Regions from separate parts of the Homo sapiens genome. Here region 1 is linked to region 2. The links are chromatin contacts, found by Hi-C or POLR2A ChIA-PET in ENCODE. All regions are on one chromosome and are shown on one strand. The core of a region is the stretch at or near the end of the contact, and the rest is flanking DNA. Distances in the headings are between cores, read along the strand shown.

Region 1 (3,547 bases), core at 988-3,487, 530 kb before region 2:
GTAAGAAAACTAAAATCTCAAGCTGAAATAGTATTTCTGATCACCTACCTCTCCCACAATCAGCTTCCATCCTTTTGCTTGTATATTTCACAAGGAAAAGGCAAAAACACTCTTTCAAGCCACAAAATACACAGACAAGAAGCCAGGAATGAGTCAAGACCAAAGTAGATGGAAAAGGATACTGTTTCATTACTTCTTTATACTTTACAGTATCACGAATATCTGAGGAGAAAAAAAAGAATTAACTGGAATGTAATACATACACATTCCCTACCACCAGGAAAGTAAAACTGGCCTTCTAGCCTTCTCCTGTCAGCATTCTCTTCTACCACCTCCACTTTCACACTGGTTTCCTTCCTTACAAAGAATAAATGCCAAGTAAATCATGAAGAATGTTAGGGCTAGGAGCTCTAAAGTTGTGGCAAAGAGTTTTGTCTCCACAAAGTGCAAAGTTTCATGCAACTTAAACATGCCTAGAAAAAGGGAGGCAAAAATCAAGGGGGAAAAAATGCTTCTTACTAATTGCCTATTACTGACAAAGGCAACACAATGGCAATGCAGACATGATTTTTTAAAAGGAGTTAGGCTGGGCACAGTGGCTCACACCTATAATCCCAGCACTTTGGGAGGCCAAGGCAGGAGGATTACTTGAGCCCAGGAGTTCAAGACCAGCCTGGGCAACATAGAGAGGCCTTGTCTCTCCAAACAAAACAAAACTAGCCCAGCATAGCGGCAGGAGGCTGAGGTGGGAGGATCACTTGAGCCTGGGATGTTGAGGCTGCAGTGACCTGTGAATCACGCCACTGCACTCTGGCCTGGGTGACAGAGACTCTGTCTAAAAAAAAAAAAAAAAAAAAAAAAACCTAAGCTGTTTAGGAATGCAAGCAAATCCAAAGGAAATGAAAGTAGATAGTTTAGAAAACATGAAAAAAGAAGGCACTGAAGACTGGCAGGCTGGAGGCTTTACAGAGTCTCACTCTATTGACCAGGCTGGAGTGCAGTGGCACGATCTTGGCTCACTGCAACCTCTGCCACCCGGGTTCAAGCAACTCTCCTGCCTCAGCCTCCCGAGTAGCTGGAATTACAGGTGCCTGCCACCGTGCCTGGCTAATTTTTTGTATTTTTAGTAGAGATGGAGTTTCACCATCTTGGCCAGGCTGGTCTTGAACTCCTGACCTCGTGATCTACCTGCCTCGGCCTCCCAAAGTGCTGAGATTACAGCCGTGAGCCACCACGCCTGGCCTTTTCCATTCTCTTTAAAGCACTGCACACAAGTTATGTTACTGGTTTACTCACCAATATTGGCAGGAAAGGGAACTTCATGTACTGCTGGATCCAGGTTGATCACATACGGTGGAGTGCCTTGGGCATGCAGGTGTCCTGTGAGCCTCTGCAGAGATATGGGGAGAGGGTTGGAAGGAGACAAAGAGGGGACAAGAGAGAACTTCCATTCCTTTAACACCCATGCCTTAAGAATATTGCACTTAGATTTTCTTCTACCTGAAATATCCACCATGTCCACCTCCAAGATACAACTCTCAGTTCAAATGCTACCTTTCTTCATCACCCATCTAACAAAGCTTCCCCTACTCGTAGTCACTTGTTTACTTGTTTTGATTCTTCGTATGTGGGTTTTCTCTATCTCCTCCATTAAATATTTGGCCCCACGAATGAATCTTGTCAACCTCATTTTCGCTATATCCCCAGTGAATGGAACATGACAGGCGTGCAAGAAATATTTGGCAAATCTTCACCAAAACCTGTGTGCTAGCACTGTATTAATCTTTAAAGTTACTTGTAACTTGCCTCCGAGAAACGCAATTTTATCAGCAAGACAATTCCTGTACAACGTGGTAAGCTGGACCGAGTATGCCCTGAAGGTGCGCAGAAGAGAGCCTTAATTAACCTGGCTAGGGCCCGAGGAGGCTTTGCCGGGGAAGGAACTAAAGTTGATGGGAAGCCCCCGAAAGCCATGCGCCGGTACCCTCCAAATCCTCTTCCCTCCCTTTCTTCCTGGCCTTCCGCCTGCCGGAGGCAACCTTTTGCGCTCCCCTACTACACCCATGCTGTGTACGTCACCTGTACAAAAGTGGTTTTCCCGGATCCCGCCATTCCCAACACCAACAGACACACTGGGTGCCGCGGACCCCCAGAAGCCTGGAGCTCAGCGGCAGCTGCGGACGCCGCCATCTTCCTCCTGGCCCCACCCACCCGACCATAGAGACACCGCATGGGTAGAGAAACTTCCGCAATGTTCTGGGCTGCGAACGAAAACCACCACAGCGTCAGAAAGGAGCGGGTGAGGGGCGCGGCGGTTGCCAGGGCATCTTCTTAGCGTCGGGCAGGGCTGATGAGTCAACTAGTGACAGTGGCGAGGAAGTGGGGGCGCTGAGCAAGCGAGAGGAAGGCTGAAGGGAGCTAGGAAAAGGGCGCTGATCTCTGCAGCCTGGGAGGGCTTTTGTCTCCCGGAGGAAGGCCAGAAGAGATGGGGTCCCGAGGGCAGGGCTCACACAGCAAGAAAACGAGGAGCATGCCTGTCATTTTGAGCCCACAGAGAACGGGGAGCGGAGCCACTGGAGGACCGGCTGCTCGGGCTTATTCGGTAGCCGAGGCGGTTAAACAGTTCAGGGCTGGACCAGCCGGGACTGGAGCAGGGTGCAGTCTCCAGGGTTGCTGGGCAGCACCGAGACCCTTTGAGCACCGAACGAATAAACTACGGGAGCTTTCCACACTTGCACATTGTTCCCGCGAGTTGCAGACGCAGGTTCCTGATGCTAGCGCTCATTCCTTGGCAGTCACCCTCAGTGAACTACACAGTTGCCGTGACCTTCAGGATGAATGCTTGGATTCCAGGTGCAAGTAGGTACTGGAGGGGAGCTTCCTCCCCTCCAGTCACTGAAGGTCCCTCAGAAACTCAGGAAAGATGATGAAAGAGCCTAGAAAATTATTTCTACTCCTGACCACCCAGTCTGTTTCTGTGACCCTTTGTAGCTGCAAACAGTGTTCAGTAAGTCATAAGATCTGGCTTTAATACCCAGGCTCTGCCACTTGCTAGTGGTGTGAGTCATGGGCAAGTCACTTAAACTCTCTGAACCTGTTTTCTCCTTTTTTAAAACTGAGGTAATACCTCCCAGGGTTGTAGTGAATGCACGTTGTAAATGACGAGCTACATTCCTCATCCTTTACCACTAGCTGGATTCCCCACACCTTGCATAATGTCTGGAACATTCTGGTGCTCAGAAATATTCTCTTGTATGAATGAAGGACAGTTGTGCACTTACTTCCTAAAGTTTCATTAACTGACAGAGGAATGTCTCGTTTGTTCTTTCAGGTTTGCTGAGGGCCCCAGAAGGCTCCTTCCACCGTATCATAGTCTAATAAATAATTTTGTCAAGCCAGAGAAGCTAACAAAGGTAGAGACAAGGCTTAAAGAAAAGATAGTGGCGGAAATGACGGATCTGAACAAGCATATAAAACAAGCTCAAACCCAGCGGAAACAGCTACTGGAGGAATCCAGGGAGCTACACCGAGAAAAGTTACTTGTCCA
Region 2 (3,532 bases), core at 626-3,125:
TCTTTTTTAATATGCAGCCAAGGTTGAGGACAAGTCACAAGGTTGAGGACCTTGGCTGGATGGTCTCCAACCAACTTCTGCTATGATGCTGGGATTACTTCCCAAATTCCATTTACATCCAGCCTTTTCAAAAAGAGACTCATGCAAGTCTCCTTCCCACCCTTCCCTCACCCTAGCAGCCCCCACAACCTGCCAGACACCCCTGAGTTGGAAGAAACCTCAGAGAACAGTTGTGTGCCCTCATTCTGCAGAGGAAAAGACTGGGGAGCCCCAGAGAGGAGATGCTTCCACACAGGCTTGCCCTGTGGCTGTTTAAGCCCTACCCAAGCCCTCTGGGCATTCTTACACCTATGCACCCACCTGGGGTGGAGACATTCTACTCCTTGCTCACTGCTGAGGCCTGCACTGGAGCCCAAGGCTAGGGGTCTACTTCTTTGCTTTAACCCCCATCCCCCATCTTCAAACACCACCAAACCAGGAACCACTATTCCAATTGTGGTAGGCAGGATAAAAGGATTCTGGCTCCCTTTAAGAACCAAATTAGCTGGAAGTGGCAAAGAGAGGCTGAATGGGGCACCCACCACGTCTCCGTAGCCAAACAGCTGGAAGAGCTCCTCTCGTGGCTTCTCCACCTCCACGGACACCCGGATCTTCTGCTCTGGAGGCTGCCTGGTGTTGTGTGCGTCTATCCGCTGCAGCATCTTCACCTGCTCCGATGCGTTCCGGCCCTGGTACAGGACAGGGCAGCTCAGGACCGCTGGGCACTGCCTGGCCAATCTGCCTCATTCTTCCTGCCCCGCTGAAACTCTGGGTGAGGAGGGAGAGGGCCTCGGGGAGGCTGGGCTAGAACCCCATCCTAAATTACAACATTCAGAGCTGTCGTGGACTTTGAAGACCTTATCAACCAGCTACTCCATTCCACAGATGAGAAGACTAAAGAATAAAAGATACTGTGAAAGACCTACCATAGGTTAAATGATGGAGCTAGAACTCAGGACTTCTCAGGATTTCCTTCCACCCAGACTCCAAAACCTCTCTTGGAGTAAAGGCTCTAGTTCCCTTTATTTGGGAGCTGAGTCAGGCCCTGTCCTTCCTGCTTCCCCAGAGGTAATGGGTCAGGCCCTAAGCAGTCAGACATCCGCCAGAGGCAGAGTTGGAGGCAATGGGGCAGCCCGTAGCACAGAAAGCACAGGACTTTGCCTGGAGCCAGCTGTGCTTACGTTCTGCTGTGTGACCTTGAGTAAGTCATCTAATCTTTCTGGGCCTTAGTTTTCTCACCTGAAGACATAAGGAAAGATGGAGAGAGAATGAGGGGGTTGGGTTCATTTATCTCTAAGGTACTTCATGATTCAAAGAAACCAAGGAGGCAGAACATGTGGAGGAGGCTGGCAGGTTGAGCCCCTTGAAACACAGGTAAGGCAGGGCTTACCTCAATGTGGATCCACTTGAACTGGGTCAGATCAACCTTCTCAAAGTCTGTAGCAGACACATCTGGCAGGCTCCTAGGTCACAGGATGGAAAAGACAGAGAAGAAGGAGCATGATGGGGTCAGGCAGAGCCAGGATCTCTAACTGGCAGCTGTGGACCCTGTGCCTGCACTGCTGGCAGCATGACAGGAAGCTGGATCCACAGCACAGGATTCTCAGGCTCAGCTCCAGGGTTGTCCCTGTTACAGTCTGCTGGGGTGCCCTTTCCTGAGTTTGAGGTTGTGATTAAATTATCTCGGTAAACTGAACTGCAACACATGTCAACTGGCAAGGTCTGTGTGCCTTGGAGACTGCATCTCCCAGAATGCACTGAGAGCGCCAAGCCTACACTTCCCAGAATCCCTTGCAGCAGCACACGGCTCCCACAGGCAGAGCCCTGGGAAAGTATAAAGCCCGCGACCCCCTGCCTGGGCTGTCTGGTCCCCCTCACTTCTGGCGCCCCAGCGTTGGGGTTTACCTATGGCACCCCTGTCCTGCGTTTAATAGCTCCCCGTTGCAACCCTGAGGTCAAGGTAGCACTTGAGGAAGAGTTTGTGTTTGGCCGGTTTAGGAAAGGGGACTCCCGATAGAGGTCTGCCTTGACCCTCCTGAGCCAGAGACCTCAACTCAGCCAAAGTCCCCGCTCCACGTTCTGTAGCCGAGTCCTTCCACTTAACTATAGCTGTGTGATCTGCCCGGGCCTTTGGGAGGCAACTTCCACATTGATAAATGGGGCTGAAACCCCCAGCCCCCTTGCAGCCTGCTGCAGTTGCAGGTAATGTGTGTGAATGTGCCTGGACTGAGGCCAGTGGGCAAGAAACATTTCTCCTCAGAGCTCCTCTCCTGTAAATAGCTATGTTGTGTCCTTGATCAGGGTTACTACGGATTGTTGCTTAACAAGCATTTGACTAGGATTGCCCAATGCGAAGGTCACCTGTAGCACATATGCCTGCCTACTCACACTCACTGCACATATGAAGCCCAGGGATGGCTGCCCCTCCTCCAGGTCCGGCAGTCAGGCTGGGCCGTAGGAACAGCCTGAACCTGAGGGCTGCTGGGCTTGGGCCCTCTCAGCCATAACAGTACCTGGCACGTACTAGGTTCTTAGTACACTAAACCTCTAAAATCCTGCAGGAGGGAGTCTGCAAGGGATAAGAAGTGTCTAGGCCCATGGGGCCTCTCTTGAGTGGCCTGGGACCCTGAAGGGAGGGATAGCCCCTTCCCCCAGGTCAGCACCATGTTAGATGACCCTGATCTGCTGACCCCATGTTTCCTTTCCCCTCCTTCAGCAATGGCTGTGAATGGTGTGTGGCCTGGCTTCATCATGCTGGAAACTTTGGGGGGCTGATCTCTTTTACACACCCAAACCCCAGCTCCTTGGTGCCATGCTGCAGGCTGGCAACTCTGGGGCTGACTTTGGAAATCCCAGTGGGCACCCCCCCACAGCCCTTCTTAAGAAGGGTTGAATCCCATCTCCCACCCTTCTGTCCTGAGAACAGTTTCCCCGCACCCACAGCCAAGCTGCTGATTAACGATTTAATAATTATGGAGGAATCACTTAATAAATTACAGTTTATATAGGCCTGCCTGCCCTTCTTTGGTGTTGACCAAGGCCAAGTCACCAGGCACAGCAAAGCCCATCCCTTCCCACCTCACTTTTCCCCTAATTGAAAGCAATTAGGAAATCACTGGACATTTTGGCAGGGGAGCAACTTCTGGTACACAGAAGCCACAGAGGGGGGCAGTTGGGATGCCCATGGTGGCGAGTGAGGGAACTGATTGAGCCAACTGATTGGTGGGTTGTAGCAGGGCGAGGCCCGGGGGCCTTACGTGTCATGGAGCACAATGGTACGGTTGCCATTGGAGTTGTTGATGATGCAGCAGGAGCTGGGGGTGTCCCCCTTGCTCTGCCAGGCCACCTGAGACACGTCCACGCCCCGCCGCCTGAAGTCGGCCACCAGGAAGCTTAGGGTGGAGGCCGGGCCAGGAAAAGGGCAAGGAGACACAGATTAGAGCCTGGAAGTGGTCTGGACCTCCAAAAGGAGTGGGGAGAGGGTGCTGGAGCA

The links. Hi-C counts contacts between places; a loop is a spot of excess contacts on that map. ChIA-PET counts read pairs that join two places held with the same protein, here RNA polymerase II (POLR2A). Pooled maps may share reads with other maps.
Region 1: a loop to region 2 is called in a pooled map, with 2.3 times the contacts of the local background. The contact joins the promoter of CCDC121 here to the enhancer-like site in region 2. A Hi-C loop is called at or near these places in 1 of 37 single-sample maps with no recorded cell type and 7 of 50 pooled maps. POLR2A ChIA-PET finds 5 or more read pairs at or near these places in 1 of 52 experiments (MCF 10A).

Annotation. Positions count from the first base shown.
Region 1 is chr2:27,627,702-27,631,248 of GRCh38, reverse strand. CCDC121 (coiled-coil domain containing 121) reads left to right here and starts at 2,237. Exons shown (of 2, transcript NM_024584.5): 1 at 2,237-2,299; 2 at 3,332-3,547. The coding sequence starts at 3,450. GPN1 (GPN-loop GTPase 1) reads right to left here and starts at 2,199. Exons shown (of 14, transcript NM_007266.4): 1 at 2,080-2,199; 2 at 1,297-1,390; 3 at 183-222. The coding sequence starts at 2,190. RefSeq lists enhancers at 1,955-2,054, 2,095-2,404, 2,465-2,524 and a silencer at 2,973-3,267.
Region 2 is chr2:27,094,699-27,098,230 of GRCh38, reverse strand. KHK (ketohexokinase) reads right to left here. Exons shown (of 8, transcript NM_006488.3): 3 at 3,297-3,431; 4 at 1,430-1,502; 5 at 582-728. Among named protein-coding and RNA genes, the nearest start is that of KHK, 9.7 kb to the right of the region's middle. Within about 2 kb of position 1,875, at least 12 of the 41 ENCODE cell types and tissues checked have a DNase peak (open chromatin) inside an H3K27ac peak, as active enhancers do.